Linked DNA regions of Mus musculus: all the other regions are linked to region 4. The links are chromatin loops, found by intact Hi-C in ENCODE. Cell type or tissue: gastrocnemius. All regions are shown on one strand. Links, peaks and the distances in the headings refer to the core of each region. The heading gives the core; the rest is flanking DNA.

What was found. Peaks named below come from ENCODE experiments on the same cell type or tissue, not always from the same donor. Only the 100,000 strongest peaks of a DNase experiment are listed, where the experiment ranks them.
Region 1: it touches region 4 in a loop (2.8-fold over the local background); 9 of 42 quality-filtered maps call a loop at or near these places.
Region 2: it touches region 4 in a loop (4-fold over the local background); 2 of 42 quality-filtered maps call a loop at or near these places.
Region 3: it touches region 4 in a loop (2.3-fold over the local background); 8 of 42 quality-filtered maps call a loop at or near these places.

The regions. Positions count from the first base shown.
Region 1 is chr10:117,352,493-117,356,954 of GRCm38, forward strand. Cpsf6 (cleavage and polyadenylation specific factor 6) reads right to left here. Exons shown (of 10, transcript NM_001013391.2): 9 at 3,443-3,632. The coding sequence ends at 3,446. Among named protein-coding and RNA genes, the nearest start is that of Cpsf6, 22 kb to the right of the region's middle. In gastrocnemius, for the core only: no CTCF peak of the experiment used is centred there; no DNase peak of the experiment used is centred there.
Region 2 is chr10:117,224,198-117,228,389 of GRCm38, forward strand. It overlaps Yeats4 (YEATS domain containing 4), which reads right to left and starts at 310. Exons shown (of 7, transcript NM_026570.4): 1 at 62-310. The coding sequence starts at 112. It overlaps Gm31963 (a long non-coding RNA gene), which reads left to right and starts at 289. Exons shown (of 4, transcript XR_872061.2): 1 at 289-370; 2 at 2,394-2,550. In gastrocnemius, for the core only: a CTCF peak has its summit at 1,118 (motif pointing right); DNase peaks (open chromatin) are centred at 60, 286 and 1,091; H3K4me3 peaks cover 1,104 bases; H3K27ac peaks cover 873 bases.
Region 3 is chr10:117,360,762-117,365,223 of GRCm38, forward strand. It overlaps Cpsf6 (cleavage and polyadenylation specific factor 6), which reads right to left. Exons shown (of 10, transcript NM_001013391.2): 4 at 2,214-2,359; 5 at 1,253-1,426; 6 at 95-599. Among named protein-coding and RNA genes, the nearest start is that of Cpsf6, 14 kb to the right of the region's middle. In gastrocnemius, for the core only: a CTCF peak has its summit at 2,505 (motif pointing right); a DNase peak (open chromatin) is centred at 2,526.
Region 4 is chr10:117,709,626-117,713,710 of GRCm38, forward strand. Mdm2 (transformed mouse 3T3 cell double minute 2) reads right to left here and starts at 1,133. Exons shown (of 12, transcript NM_010786.4): 1 at 927-1,133; 2 at 321-403; 3 at 75-159. The coding sequence starts at 155. In gastrocnemius, for the core only: a CTCF peak has its summit at 1,108 (motif pointing left); DNase peaks (open chromatin) are centred at 683 and 1,165; H3K4me3 peaks cover 1,944 bases; H3K27ac peaks cover 1,931 bases.

The DNA.
Region 1 (4,462 bases), core at 1,201-3,700, 360 kb before region 4:
CTTATTGGTTAGTAGGTTTCCTTTAAACAATGCTAACTAAATTCATTTAAAACATTATGTATTAAAAACAATCCAAGATACAAACTAAACAATGGCAAAACTATCACCCTGAGATGAAGGTGAGAGAGCAGGTGACTCACATTGGCACTGGATTTCTGTTTTAAGACAGAGAACATTAATTATTTATAAACAAAACTGTATTCTTAAACCACGGTGAGCAAAACACACTATCCATCCAAGGGGCCACTCTCTACCCTCTCTTGTCACTTCAAGTAAAACAGTGGACAATCAGATTTTACACACACTAAAAACATGAGAAGTAGAAAAGAAATGAGAGTCAGCATAGCGAGGTGAAGCGGACAGTTGAGATCAATGGAAAACCATAAGCAAACATGGTGGGAATGCTAGGCTGGTCACAACACGTCATCTAAGACTTGTAAAAGAAATTCTGAAAGCTTGTTAACAGTTATCTATCATTCACCAGGCAATGAAGAAGAATTTAATTTTCACAAAAGCCTCAACATAACACTCCTAACAAGATGGAACATCTTAACATAAAAGAAATGATTTTCTTTGGGCTTCCCCCCAAATTAACACAAGCTATAATAATCTGGATAAAAAACACAAAACATTCTAAATCCTGTGTAGTAATTAAATTCAAGTTCATGACATTTGTGCCAGAAATAATCACACGGCCATACACTTACAGTTATATAACCCAGATTCCAAACACAGTACTTAGGGGAAAAGTAATCATTTGAGAGCATGAGAATCTCACAAATGAGGAGGAGGAGCCGGAATAAAAAACACCTAGAAAAAGAATGTGCTTCCCTTATTCCTCGGGGCACAGAACTCGGTTGTTAACACACACTGCTGGGTGGGACTATGCTAAACAATGAGAGCAGTAAAACCAAGGAAAGGAGCTCCCACTGCAACTGGACAGTAACGTTATTTCTGTGAGAACAAACCTTACAGCTTTTATTTTGCTCAGAGTGGTCTGAGAATAGAGGCAAAAATTACAGAATATGAAGCACAATGCATTTATACACTGAAATTTACAAAGCTGTTATTTTTCTCATTGAACTATTATTACCTATTTAGACTCGGATATAGAAAACTTTTTTAAAAACTAATACATTTTTCAAATGAGAATGCAATTAACATTACTCAACAATTCAAACACAAGAAACTTAGGATGGGACAGACATTAACAGCTGTCAACACCGCGCTTCCAGAACCTGCCTCTACCACCATCATCCCTTGACAGCAGAGTACATTAGTGACTTATACAGAGACTGACACTTACTTTATTGGTGAAGTACTTCTTAGTCCATTTATTCCATTTAAAATTTACAAGGAAGTTCAAAAGGACTCATATTTTAAAACTTCTAAAGAGGTCAACAGACCTTATAATGATAATAAAATTTGCAGATAGGTTTGCACTCGGAATATATGCATTTAAGCCCACCCCCACCCTCTTACATCTACTTCACAATAAATACCGTTTGGTATAGCAAAAGTACAGTAATCCAGAAAAACATATTCTTTCTTTTTTATCTTTCCCCTGCTATAAAGGCTTTTGTAAAATTTTGCTTGGATAAAGGCACATAACAATATTACAACCCAATTCTGATTAATGTACAAACAAAACATGGGATTTAGGGAATGATACATCACCGATTGCAAAAAACTGCATAATAGGAAACTGTAGTTAATGTCTGAGTGACATGAACTCAAAATGATATATTTAGGTGATTCCTCTTGACTGGAGTATAAATTCAAAGTATGTAAAGCTAACAATGCATACTTGGTTTACTGGATTAATTTTATGAAGACCTGTAAAAAGAACTGCTAATTAAGGCTACATATGAACTGGCTTAGAGGCCCCTTGATGGACACACTGAGTTACTGAAAATGTATCCAATTTCACTATCATCTCTTTGGTAGCTATATAATAAATAAACAAACAAAAAATACCACTTGAAAAATCAATACTTTATCAAAACAGATATTTCGACATTTTAAGTAATAACTTGATCCCAATCTACCTTAGGGGATTTTTACTAGGACTAAAAGAACTTCATTTAAAAATTATTTAGATTTATATGATACAACATCCAAAGTTTATATCCAAACAGTACCAACTTTAGTAATTTTAAAACTAAGAGAAATGTTTTGAGAATTAAAATTTTAGTATAACATATAACTAGTAAAAGGGTTTTGATAAATATTCAAGATGTAAGACAAGCTATTAAAATGGGTTTCCTCACTTCAAAAACTGTCATGAAACTTGTATTTCATAAAAATTACATTTTTTTTCTTTTTCAAAAGGGATCGTGTTTGTATGTATATGTGTTATGTATGTGATGATTAAAGAAACTGCTAGCCACAGAATTACATACATGATAAAGCCAATTACAATTTAAATATTAACAATTTTCCAACTGGATTTTTAGTAAATTTTTGTAAAATATTTACTTATAAGTACACTTATAAAGGATTTGTTAAGTCTACTTTAACTCATATATGGAGCAAAGGTGTTTACAGAATTGATAACCTGCCACATTCAAAAGATTCACAGTGCTCTGTCCCCACTCTTCATGAGTAAACACTGTTCACAAATATAAAATGAAACTACATGTAAAAATGAAGCATAAACAGACAACTCATCCTACTTTATGAAAAATGTACACAAGAAAAATTTAAAATACAGGAAAAAAAAAGACAATGATTATGGCTTATGAATGAAACATCAAAGAAAATTATTTCCACGTATTTCTAACTTGGAATGTATGGCTTGGCACAGTTTTAAGTTCCTAGATATGAACCCTAAACCCACTTTCTGCCTTCTTTGCAAATTAAAAAGATAGTGTTCCTTTAAAAATACAATCAAATGCTAGCAATTCTCATCTAAAAGTAATTTCTAAAAGGGAAAAAAAAATCCTCTTTCGCAGCTGAAAAACATCTTTTTGATTTATAACCTACTATAGTATTAGATCTTCTTTAAAAGTTTCAGGGACAAATAGAATTAATTCTAGGAAGGAAGAATAAAAAATTATTTTTAAAAATCCAAGCACTTAAATATTAGATAAATATTTAAAATCACATGCAAACAATGTATGTGATTACAAGAATCCCAATTTCCAGATTTTAGAAGTACACAATGAGTCCTCTTGATTATTGTTCTTGCTTTAAGACTATAAACAATCTGAAATCTAAGTCACAAATAACTCATGAATACAATATTCAAAGGGGAAAAGGTCAAAATCTTTTACCTGTGATGGCTTACCTGTTTTCAGATGCTTCCAGAAGATTAAATCAGAACAAGTACTTGGACCACTTAAAATGTAGGTATATTTACTGTATAAACAACAGCCTTGGAGTTATAATTGCTGTTAATAACACACACATACTAAATAAAATAATAAAAAGGAATGCCCACCTTCTAACGATGACGGTATTCTCGCTCTCGGTCACGCTCTCGGTCACGGTCGCGGTCCCGATCCCGGTGTCTCTCTCGTTCTCTGCTTCTCTCTCTGTAATAGTCATCGTGGCGATCTCTACTCCGAGATTTATGGCGACGACTCTTTTCCCGTGATCTACTATGGTCCCGTTCTCTTGATCGTTCACGTCTTCTAAAAGAAATTACTGGATTAATGCTGTCCGTTAACTGTACAGCTTCAAAAGATATTTAATACAGTTTTCTTTCCTTTACCGCTAGTTTTACTTTCTATGGTTTCAGCTACAAGCCACCAGTAGAAAAACTATTAATGTAAAATTTCAGAAATAATCTTATGCCATTCTGATTAGGGTATGAGTAGCGGCAGCGCCTAATGAATGAATGGTGAGGGAACGGATTGTTGCCATGGCCCTGTGGGAACTCCAAGGCCCTACCTAACTGAACCCCATTGAACACTGGCAAAGAGGATTCCCATACAGAGGAGGCTAGCTACACAGAGGAATCTGAGTATGAGTGTTTATGAAGAAAAGATCGGTGTGCAGAAAGAACGAAAGAAGCGACTTCCTCTGGGAGGTTTTTCCAACAGCAACTGGTACTCTAGAGAGACCTCCTATCTAGACTAGCTGACTGCACCCATCCACGAAGTTCCAAGTTGCAGGAGTAGCAGACCCCTGATTCTGTCTGTATCTAAGTGTGTCTGCCCTTTCTTCATTCCCTTGCAGCCCCTAGTCATGTATCCAGGACCCAGACCACCTAGACTGAGCCAACCATCATGATGAAATACTTTAGTCACCTTGCTCCTTCCTGCCCGCATTGGGAGCCATCCCTCGGCCCACTGCACCCACACTAAATGTTATTTGCCCATTAAGTATTCAGTAGTCTTAAGTATCATGGCAGTTCAGTGCTTATGCTTAAATAATTCTTGGATTATTTAATAATTGCACCAAAGTAGGAGAGTAGTGATGCTGACAATGTGGACATTGTTGTTTCTTTAAATGGAAA
Region 2 (4,192 bases), core at 1-2,500, 490 kb before region 4:
GAGGACTCGGGGCCCAATGAGCGCCGAGCTTCCGCCCCGCGCGCCGCGCCTGCGCACTGACCTTCACTCTCCCGCCGGAGTCAGGTCCAAATTCCGCCATTCTCTTGAACATATTGTCCCCGGGAAGGAGCCGCGGCGGCCAGGGAGAGAGCTCAGGCCGGCGGGGTAGCCGCTCCCCTCACGAGCCGGAGGAGGGCGGGTCGCCTGGGCTCGGGGAGCCGGACAGCCACCTCCTCCACACGCGCCGCGTCGGGGTCGGCCATTCAGCCCCGAGCTGGGAGAGCCGAGCGGAAGGGCGGGGGAGGGCGGCGGCGCATGCGCAACGGGCTCAGGCAGACAGTGCGCACGCGCGAGGCTGCAGCCTTCCCCGGTAAGAGCCTGATGAGCTGTTGCAGCGGATAAAGAGAGATGGGGATAAATTTTAGGCAGAAGTTAAGGGTAGGGAAGCACCAAAATGGTGAACGTTTGTAGCTTTAGGGTTGAGATAACCCCACACACTTCAAGATGATAGACTCTGGAATCAAAGCTTCTGATTGGGCAGGTCAGATAACTGGGCGTGGGCTTGGTAAAGAATATGCTGCCAAGCCTTGTGACCTGAGTTCGATTTCCAAGGCCAACATGATGGCACTACAGAAATGACTCCACTTCCCGCTCTTCATGGCTCAATCTGTTCTGCTGGCCATGTTCAGTCTGACTTTTCCAGATTCGTCGGGAATCTGTTTTCTCCCTATCTACAGTAAAAACCTCCTAAACCATGCCTAAGAGGGTCATGTTCTTATTTTCACTCACCATTCTTCTCTCTCATACCCTTCCCCAGTTGGAACTCTTCTTTCCAACAAGCCCCCCTCCTACTTTCATGCCCTCTTAGTTCGTGACCTATTGGCTTTAATTGGCGTTTCCTGTCCTACTATGGATGTGGGATTCTTTACCGAAGCAAGAGTAATTTATCAGTGGTACCTTACTAAAGAAAATGGCATCTCTTTCCCAAACAGTCATGAATTTTCAATAGTCCCTCTGGGAAGGGTGAGGCCCCTGGACCCCTCCCGCCATCCATGTTGAAATGTTAACATGCAATCGCAGGTCCTATGCAGATAACCGCAGCTGCAGTAAGTTCATGAGTGCAATGGCCACGTTGTGGCCAGAAGGTGTCGTTTTTGATACATGTCTCTCCATTCTCTGGCTCTTTATACCCTGAAATATTCCCCAATCTTGGAAGGAGTGGTACAACTGTCCCGAATAGTGCTAAGCACACCACCATCTCTTATTCCTGGGCGTTTTGGCTAGTTTTGGGTTTCTGCATTAACCACTGCTCATTGCAATAAACTTCTCTGATGAAGGCTGGGCACAGCACTAATCAATGAGAATAATCAGGAGACCGAGAAGCGAATTTAACAGCATGGTCAATCAATTTTTGCTAATTTTTAAAGAAAAGATTTATTTTATGTATGGGAGTACACTGTAGCTGTCTTCAGACACACCAGAAGAGGTCAGCGGATCCCACTACAGATTGGTTATGAACCACCATGTGGTTGCTGGGAATTGAACTCAGGTCCTCTGGAAAAGCAGCTAGTGCTCTTAACCACTAAGCCCCCAATTTTTGCTAATCTTTAATAAAAGTATTTTTTTTCACTGTATTATCTATTGAGAGAGAGAAAGAGAGAGAGAGAGAATGAATGTGGGTCCTAGAGATCTGGTTAAAGTCATCAGGCTTGATAACAAGTACCTTTACTTTTGCCAGCCCCTGTTTTTGATAATCTTGGCTGTTTCTATAGTCATCCCGTATTTTGAGGTTGTCCTGGCAGCTCTTGAGTATGTCCTAACTCTGTTTCTTAATTGATATCTAAATGTCATTCCCCTTCCTTGATCACCTGATATAAGCTTAGAGCTTCTAAGGGAGACATTCCCTCCAGGAAGGAGACAGGAGGTTCCTGAGACTTGGAAAGTAAACAACTCACAGGCTCAAGAAGTTCTGAAGCTAACAAGATACACGAGCCGCCACCCCACCCCCCCAAGGTTAAAGAAGCAGGAAGGGATGATTGGGGGAAGGGAGGAGACAGAAGTCTAGGACAGAGCCTGTGCTCATCCTGTGGAGTTGACTGGGGGAGACTCTGTCCTACTGAGCTGCTTGAGAGCCACCCAGCAAGCTCAGGGTTGTCGGATGTCCAGTCACCACCCACTGGGGCCTGGGCTTTTCAGTGATGCAGTTGCCTTTGAGGTAACCCTGTTCCTGTGAGGGGCCCCTCACCCATACTCTCATGAGTAACCACAGTAGTTTCACCGGTTTGCCAAGATGGACTCTGGTCCAGTTGATGCTTTGGTCTTTTCTTGCTTCCCTCCTCGGGAAAGGCCATGTGACATTTCTTATGGCTGGTCTCTGCTCTACATTTACACAGCCCTGAGGTATGACCTAGTCTTCTTCAAGCTGTTGTCCTGGAATCATGGGAGAGTGAAGAATAAGAAAAACGTGTTGTAATGAGAGTCTACCACGTTCCACTCATTATTCTAGGTGTCTGGGATGTGGAAAGGAACAACAGAGAAGAAATCTTCCAGGTATGATGGTAACCACTCATAACCCCAGCACTCAAAAGGCAGAGGTCAGAAGTGTTCAGGGCTAGCCTGAGCTAAATAGGAAGTGCCAAGCTGGGCATGGTGGACTAGGACTGTATCCTCAACACTCAACAGGCTGAGGCAGGAGGTTTGCTGAGAGTTCAAAGACCAGACTAGGTTATGGAGTGGGCTCAAAACAACTAAACGATAAAAAGTTTTAGCCAGCCTGAGCATCACAGGGAGACCCTTTCTCAAAAAGGAAAGATGCACAGTGAACCAACCAACCATGAGCCCTCCTTCCTCTCAGGACAGAGGTTTGGCATAGTGCCGTGCTTCTCAGCCTTCCTAATGTGGCAGCCTCTTAACAGCCCCTCATGCTGTGGTGACCCCAACCATGACGTTATTTTCGTTGCAATTTCATAACTAATTTTACTACCATTATGTATAGTAATATGAACACATTTGAAATGCAGAATATCTGACATATAACCCCTGTGAAAGGGTCATTGGGCCTCCAGGTTGAGAATCCCTGGCATAGTGCCTCAGAGAAGGGACATAGGTAATGGAGGAAAATGCAGCCCCCTACCCACCGAGACGGAGGAGCCTGAGGGCAGGGTATCTATTATACAGCAGGGTCATGTTGGGATATCGATTATGGCACATTGATAATTGAGAAGAAACTTAAGTGATGGAAAAGGAAAAAAATTAGAATGAATTCTGTGATGGAGGTATTGGTATAGATGTATTTTCAATTCAAAAGACTTGGGGATAAGTGTAGTGCAAATGTCTGTATCCTCTAGGTTTCCCCACCAATAGGGCGTGGAAGTAATGACATCTGAGTCCCAGGTATTTTTTTTCCATTTATCTTGGGGTACGAGTGGGGAGCATGCCATGGTGTGTGTGTGTGTGTGTGTGTCCTCGGAGCCTCCCCCACCCCAAGAACTTATTTTTAAAACATCATTATTTATTATAAGAAACCAGGACTCCTTGGAGAAATGGCTATTCCCGATCTAAAGCAGGAAAAGAACGAGATGAGTCAAACAGCCAGAAATGCAAGAAGTGCTCAGAGAAAGAGGCGCTCATAGCAAAAATTCCAGGGAAGGCAGTTTCCAGGGTCTCACTGAACAAACCCCGGATGATGTGGCGCTGTCAAACGATCGTCATGGTTACAATTTGTAATTGAATAAAATAAAAGGTGTGGTCCACACTACTGTAATAAATAAATAAATACATTCATAAATAAATGCATAGATCAAATTTTTGAAGAGCAATAGTTTTTAAGTGTCTCCACTACAAAACACTGTACAGTGGAGATGGTTTGCAGACATCATCTTAACAAGGGTTCCCAGTGAACACTTCTTCTTTTTCACTAGCCAGAAACATTTTGAGTTCTGAGAGTGACACTTGGGTCTTTGAAAGTCTGCCTATGTAATAGTAATGAAAATAGCTCCCCCTTGAAAGCCTGAAAGCATGCCATGGATCTGTGCCCCGCGGATCAGACAATCCTCTCTGCACAATGTGCCTTCTGAATTGCTATCTTGCAGCAGATTGGGAGGGGAGGAGGTGGCACGGAGTGAAAAGGGCATCATGGGAATTTCACTTTTCACTTTAGACTTCGCTTTTTTCTGTTGTGCTGAGAAAATAA
Region 3 (4,462 bases), core at 1,042-3,541, 350 kb before region 4:
ACAGGACAGAAACTACATTTCTAAAATATAGAAGACTTCACAGTACTTTATCTTTTACTGACTAAAGAGTTTCAGTACGACATGTTTAACTTACCTCCCAGGGGGACCGTAGTCACCCCTATCATATGGGGGAGGTCGGCCATATGGGTCTGTTGGTGGTGGACCTCGACTATCTGATGTTGGCATGCCACTATTAGTTGGTGGAGGAAAAAAAGCAGGATTCACATGTGGAGCTGGTGGCGGGGCACCTGGAGGTGGTCCCGGAAGATGTGGAGGAGGAGCAAGTGTGAGGGGAGGCCCTAGTGGACCTGGTGGGCGAGGTGGAAAGGGGCCTGGAGGTGGAGGTGGTCCCTGCTGTGGAGGCGGTGGACCTGGAGGGGGGCCGTAGCCTGGAACTGGAGGTGGAGGCCCAGGAGGAAGTGGACCCAGCGGAGGCTGCCCAAAAGGTTGTCCAGGAAAAAGAACTGGTGGTGGAGGGCGGTCTCCTCGGTTAGGAGGTCCTGCTAGAGGAGGTGGCAGAACCTGACCAGGAGGTGGAGGACCTGGTGGACCAGGTGGGCCAGGTGGGCCTAAAGGTGGACGTGGTGGAGTTTGTCCAGCTATAAAATAGAGAAAAGGAAAAAAAAATCACTTCAATAAAGATATTTAACTATTACATGTAAAGAATATATTTCTAAAACAGAACTTATAAACCATGACTCGCTCTTTGAATGAAACCCATAGGATAATGCTCTAATAACTACAAAGATAAAGAATATCCTTACAAATTTAACTAGTGTAAATTATGATTAAGGAAAATCACTAAAACAAAAATCCTGTTAAGACTTTAACACTTAGAGTTTCCATCTTTCACCATACACATTTCTCACCCACCTTACAGTCTACTCTGATGCCAAGCTAGAAAGTGAAACAGGGAAAATGGTCTTGAAAGGATTTTTTAAGAGGTAAGAAAATAAGACGGATGTAAATATTCTATATATAAAGTCAAGCAAGTTTGGAGAAAAATAAAGACCTTTTAGGCCAAAAATGGGTATTTCCTCTATGCTGTGCCCCATATGCCATGGAATCCTAGTTTCCAGGAACAAAGGCCGAGTTCCTTTAACAAGATGCTTGATCAAATTTCCTGGGTTCCAAAAATAGCATAACAAGGAGAGTGAGTCACATTAATAATGCATTACTTGAAAAAGAGAGAAAGGAAAAAAGGTATTAGGCAGACATGTTTTTCTCCATGATAAACTTAAAAAAGTTTTACCTGGAAAAGGTGGAGGTGGCCCTCCTGGTCCTGCTGGCCCAGGAAATCTGTCCCCACCAGGAACAGCCCCTGGAAACCGGCCCCGTCCTCTACCACCTTGAGGAAACGCTGCGCGTGAACCGCCTCCTGGAGGACCGGCTTTCCCTTCCCCAGACATCTGTCCTGACTGTGTAGCTGCAAACATCCAAACACTCATAAGTAGCACTTATTAAACGTTTCCTGAATTGTAACCACTGTTGTTAGAAGATATTTCTAAGTTCTTCATACTATTCATCAATTTATGGATGCCTCAGACCTATGTAAAGTACTTGGCAAGGAAAACATTCACATTTATTTAAATACTCGCTTAGTCTTAAAATAGTCAAGTTTAAATGTATTTCTACTGAGAAATAAACAAGTCGCTTTTAAAATACCAGTACTCTACAAAGGCCAAAACAGAAAACCTTCAACAGAAATCTTCATTTCAATAAGAGATTATTTTATGCCGTGTAATAAATTTTTCAGTTAAATCTTAAATGCCAAAAAAATTAAAACAAAAACCACTCGAATTTCTATTAATAACAAGGCCTTTCCTTCTACATTTATTCTACCAAGTAGTAAAGGTCTTGGGAGCAAGCAGAAAAGTCAGTGACTACTTCATTAGCTTCTCCCCATCAGAAGGTATAGTACATAGAGAGGCTCCACCTCTAAGGGTTAGAATGCAGCTTCCGTTCTCCAAGATGAGAGTGGCAGGACAAGAATGCCAGCACCAGAGAGCTGTCAAACTGCTGCATACTGATTGGTCTGTCTAGAAAAAACTGGAATGGGAGTGGGTTTCCAGTATTAGCCCATAGTCATAACCAATGATTAAATCAAGTTCATGAAAAATTAAATAGTAACATGACTTCCTAAGTATCATATTTAATAAATGCCAGCAACACTGCTTAAATACGTTTTAAAGGCTGCTGAGAGATTCGCTTACTTTTCCTGGATTGCATTTCAAATTGACTCAGGAACTGCTTATTGCATGGAGTTACAACAGGACTCTGACCATGAAGTTCTCTTTTAGGCAAAAGATCCATTAACTTTTTGGAAGATGCTTCAGATCCAACACCAACAAGGGCAAATCTAAAGATGTTAAGGGGGAAGAATAAAAAGCAAGGAGGAACTGAGAATGTTGCTGCTGATGAAAAAAAGAAACCGTCTTAGTCTTTTTAAAAAAAGATTTATTAATTATGTACACGGTGTTCAGCCTGCATGTATGCCTGCATGCCAGAAGAGGGCGCCAGATCTCACTACAGATGGCTGGGAGCCACCATGTGATGTCTGGGAATTGAACTCAAGACCTCTGGAAGTACAGCCAGTGCTCTCAACCTCTGAGCCATCTCTCCAGCCCCTTAATTTACTCTTATCAGAAGAAAAAGATAAACTATTTAAGGCTACATAAACTTAAACTGTTTTTTATGATGTACTACAGAATTCACTCTTAATGTACAATCCAATAATTTTTTAAAGTATATGTATGTGGTTTACAAACATCACGATGGTTCATGTTATAACAGTCATCATCACCAAAAGAAAATCCTTAACCTGGACCACCACTCCTGTTTACCCTGACTCCTTAATCACAGGCATCGACATCGACGGTGTCTCTGTGGGTATGCCACATTTGGAATGTCAAATAAATGGAGTATGAAATTCTTTGTAACTGGCTTTACTGAGCAAAAAAAAAAAAGGTCTAGTCATGTTATAGCATGTATCACCAATTCATTCTTTTAATGGCTGAGTAATGTTCCAATATAGATATCAGTTTTGTTTTTGCTTTAAGTCCACCCCTCAGGCACCTGGGTTGTTGTCACTTTTTATTGCCACAAAAAGATATTCAGGGGCTGGAGAGATTGCTCAGTGGTTAATAGCATTGACTATTCTTCCAGAACTTAAATTCAATTCCCAGTACCCACATGGTGGCTCATAACTCCAGTTTCAAGGGATCTAATTCCCTCTTCTGTTCTACATGGATATTAGGCATACTCAGAATGTGTGTGTGTGTGTGTATGAGTGACATGTATGTATGTATGTATATGTGTGTATGTTTGTGTGTGAATATATATATATAGCCAAACACCCATACACATAAAATAAGGAACTATGCTCAGCATCATTACCCACCAAGGTACAAATCAAAAAAATCATAAAGAGATGCAATTTCCCATTATAATCAAAATGGCAACTATTCAATGCTTGTGAAGAGAATTAGAAACTACAGCCCGCCAATATGGTTGAATGTACAAATAACCTGGCAGCTTCTCCGAAAGTTAAACAGACTTACCATACAACATACTAAATCCACTCCTAGGTATATGCCCAAAACAAGCAAAGCGTTATGTTCACACAAAACAGTACACTATGTTCTTAGGGATGACCACCTTAATAGCTAAAAGTAGAAGCCACCCAAACATTCAGCAGCGAGCGGATGGATGAGTCCTGGTTCCTCTTTAAGTGCTACCCCATCATATGGGGTCACCACTCAGCTGTAAAAAGGAGTGCTGATGCTGTCACATGGAGGGACCTTGAAAACATTACACTAGGTGAAAGAAGTCAGACACACAGGACATTAATATTATTATACTTATAAAACACCCAGTACATTATATATAATACCCAGAACAGGCAAATTCTGGGGCAGACAGTACATGAATGCTTGTGGGCGAAGGGTACAAGGGAGATTGGGAACTGGTACTGACAGACACAGGGTTTCTTTGGTGGTGGTGTTAGGGTGATGAAATCTTCTGAAATTAGAGAGTTACAATGGTTGCTTAACTTTGTAAATATGATTTTTAAGTACTGTATTGTACTGATACATACAAAATAAATGTAAACAGATCCAATTATGTGTTTACTATATTATTTCTAAGAGGCACAAGTGGAAACAACCATAATACACAAAAGTAAGAAAAGATGTATTTATCACTAAACATTTCTTCTGCTCTTTCCAACAAAATGACAAAATATGAATTATACTACCTTTTGGGGAAAAGCACAGGAGCACATTCACTATGATTATCTATAAATGGTGAAAGCGTGGCGATTCATTTTCTTACTAATAGACACTTGCATTACATAATGCTCACATGATAATCTTATCCCATGTGTGTGATTTGCTTATTAGAGAAGTGAGCAAGCCTACTCTACATTATTCTTAGGTTAGTCATCATTTTCATTCTTATGGTA
Region 4 (4,085 bases), core at 1-2,500:
CAGGTTTCAATTTTGTTTCCTCGATTACCTGGTAAAACAAGCTATATTTACACACTCGAGGCAGAAATACCAACCAGAGTCTCTTGTTCCGAAGCTGGAATCTGTGAGGTGCTTGCAGCACCCTCGGTAGACACAGACATGTTGGTATTGCACATTGGCCTACAAGTAGAAAAAAAACAACAACACACACGATAAAAACTTGAAATTATAAAACATCTACGAAAAGGGACAAATAGATACATGCATTTACGAAGGAGACAGAAAACGTCTTTCGGCAATAGCTCTCAAATGCAAAACGACGTCGGCGAGCTGTCCCTTACCTGGAGGCCCGCAGGAGAAGCGCGGTGATCCGAGAGGGTCCCCCAGGGGTGTCCGGTCGGTCTCCCGCTCGCCCAGCAGACGGCTGCGGAAACGGGGCAGCGTTTAAATAACCCCAGCTGGAGACATGTCAGGACTTAGCTCCTCCGACAGCCGACGCCGGACGTGTCCCAACTTGACCAGCCCCACAGGAAGAGCTGAGTCAACTCGGCCCAGCCCAGTCCCACCCGTCCCGGAAGCCGCATCCCGGCGAGTCCGGGACCAGGCACCTGTCACCTCCTGGACCCCAGCAACGAGCCCAGCGCGACCCCGGAGCGGGCCCCCCGCGCGCGGGGCCTGCTGGGAGACCCCCGCTCTTCCCTCCTCCCCCTCCCTCCGTCCCCTCCCGCGCATGCGCCGTGCTAACCGCGCCATCTCCCACCCCACCCCCCACTCCCACCCACACGCACACCCCCGGCCGCAGAATGACATCAGGGCCCAGCGCGGGCAAACGGTCGCCCAGCCTCGTGCCCCGCGACCCCACGAGCCGGCCCGGGTTACGAGTAGGCCCCGGAGGGCGCGGAAAAGAGGGAATGATCGGGACTCTCCGCCGCCCACGGAGCGGGTACCTGCTACTTCCCGCGCATCTTCCGACCCTTCACGGGGAGCGCGGAGGCCCCGCGGCCGGGGCCTGAGCGACCATGGTCGCTCCAGAGCTCGAGCGACGAGAAGGCGGCGGCTCCTCACCGGCCGCTCCTAGGCTACGCTGGCCCCGGAGGCCCCGTTAACAAAGCAGAGTTCTGTGACGAGCGCCCCCTACCGTCCGCGGAGAGAACGCCGGAAGCCACGGGCCATCCGGGCATCGGGGCGTGCGCGCGCGCACGCCCGACGCCGCCTCCTGGACCAATAGGAGGCGGGGGGCGGGGCTTAGCGGCCGCCCGGTGCCGGAGCGCGCAGGAGGTGGGGAGGGGCCGCGCGGTTGTGTTTACCGCTCGAAACCGCAATGGTCGCTAGGCAAGTTCCTATCCGACTGCTGCTGCTACCAAAAGAAAAGCAAGACTAACAGCTGGGTAGTATTTTTAAATCCATCCCGCCAGCAGCTGAAGTTGTATACAAATGAGTGATTTTTTTTTAAGACTTTAAAAATAGGCAAGGTGAGAGAGGGTGGAGTGGGACGGGGAGGAAATTGTGAGAAGGGGGTGTCCCAGAAGGGAACGGAGAGCGGGGTGGAAAGTGAATAAATAATAATGAATAAAAAATGAATAGCTCCATGGTCAAGAGTGCATACAGCTCCTTTTTAGGTTTTCAGTCACTCACGCCACACAAATTCTGTCATTGCAGGGTACTCAACACACTCTTCTGGTCTCCATGAGCAACCGCACCTGTGTGCACAGACATACACATAATTAAAGTTAAAATTAAAAAAAAAAATTCAAAGACTGTTAGGGTCCATGACACCTTGGGCTCATAGTATGTAAACGCAAAGAATGTTTTAATCTGCAGAAGTCAGCATTCTGGTGTCTCCTCTCCCCATTACTAAGATAGAGACACCCAAGTGAGTTTGCAGACCTGACATAAAGCATATTAGCGAATTCTGGGATAGGTGACCTCTATGTTAATCTATTGGGTCCATCTTTAGGGACATTCCATTCCCGGGGTGAGAGGGCTGGAAACTTTTGGCTGAGAAAGTCTGGAAACTGCTGCTGACCCATTGTCCTTGCCTCAGGCGGGGCAGCTTCTGAGGCCCGGACTTGCCCGGAATTGCCCAGTTCTTGGAAACAGAGATTTAGGCCTAGTCCCCTTAACTGCCAGTTTGAAACTTGTCATGAAATCAGCCTGGCCTTTTCAACACATACACTCCAGTGTTTACAAACTTTCTAATTGTTAGTCATCTTGAGGGCCCAAGATAGCATTATAAGGTATAGGAGTTTGGCCTGGACGCTGCTTTAGGCAGTGTGGACGCAGGTCAAAGAAAAGCATTGATAAGGCCAGATATAATGGTGTGCGTGTAATCCCAGGTACAGAGCAACAGCCGTCTGGGTCCACCTTTTAAGGTACATCTAAGAACGGAGGGTGTGTGGCACCGAGAAGGTCCTGCATTGTTCAGTCCTCGGTCCCCAAAGCAAAAGCCCCAGATCTTAAAGGACTTAAAACCAGGGGTGGTGGCACATTTGCACAGTCAAAGATAATCAGGAAGCTGAGGCAGGAGGATAGCTTGAGTTGAGCAATTTAAAGCTAATTTGAGTAACATTGATAACCTACCTAAAGGAGAAAGGTAATTTCGTTCTTTGGGGCTTGCCACTTCTTACTGACAGCCTTCATTTCCCCAACAGTTCGTGATTAAGGACTTTTCAGAAACCTTTCTCCCCTTAGGAATGGAGTGAATATTCATTTTAAATTTAATAACCTTCAGCCAGGCATGGTGGCATAGACCTTTGACCCCTGCAGTAGAGACGAAGAGACAAGTGAGTTCAAGATAGTGTGTCCACGAGTCCACACAGTGAGCTGCAGATCAGCCAGGGCTGCACACAGAGAACCTGTCTCACAGAACCCAAGCCTTGGGAGATGAAGTAGCCCAATTGGGCTTGTGTGCAGTTTCATGGGATTGGGGCATGAGCAGGATGGGGGGATGGGAGGACAGGGCAAAAGGCAAGCAGGCATGCACTCTTAGCTTAAAGCCCTGGGTTCCCTCCCCAGCACCTGTGGGAATGATGCTGCACTTGTGTAATCCCAGCACTTTGGAGGTGAAGACAGGAGGGTCAGAAGTTCAAAACCGGGCGTGATGCCGCACGCCTTTAATCCCAGCACTCGGGAGGCAGAGGCAGGTGGATTTCTGAGTTCGAGGCCAGCCTGGTCTACAGAGTGAGTTCCAGGACAGCCAGGGCTATACAGAGAAACCCTGTCTCGAAAAAACCAAAAAAAAAAAAAAAAAAAAAAAAAACAAGTTCAAAGTCATCCTTAGCTACAGTGAGATTGAGGCCAGCCAAGATAACGAGATCCTGATGAAAATAACTCCCCAGCATTATTACATTATTAGCCTCAGGAACTCCGTGTGGCTTTTTTTTTTTTTTCCAAGCTGGTCGAACTCAGAAATCTGCCTGCCTCTGCCTCCCAAATGCTGGGATTAAAGGCGTGCGGCACCACCACCCGACTTCCGTGTGGCTTTTAAATCATGCCTTTATCAAACCAAATACAGCTAGATTTCTGATTGTCGGACTCTATACTTAACACTGGATGAGTGAAAGCCACAAACTGGGTGTGATGTCACATGCCTGTAACAGCGCAATGAGAGACTGAGGTGAGAAGAAGAGACCAAGGCTAAGTAAAACACAGACCAGCCTGGACTATATATCAAAATACACTTCAAAACAAAACATTGGGGTGGGGATGGGGGATTTCATCCTCACAAAGGCTTGCTGGTAACACCTATGGTTATGATTAGTGTGCTTACCCTGTAAGTTCCTGGTTTCAATCTTCAGTCTCTCAAAGATTTAGTACTCGAAGTTTACCGTGTATACAAAGGTACACCAAAGGATGTCTCCCCAAAACAGACTCCATGTCATATTTGGAGATGGCGTCTTAGAGGGAGGGCAGACACAGGTGTCACCCTGAATATCATCCCCCTTGTAATATATGTACTAATATCTACACTACTACGCGGCAGACAGCAGGCAGTGGCAGTATTTGCTGGCTCGTGTCTGCCTGAGACAGTCTACGTGAGGCCATTTCACATCTCTGGAGGCTGAAGATCCTTGCTCAGACTGAGACTGCCGTAGGCCATCACCGCT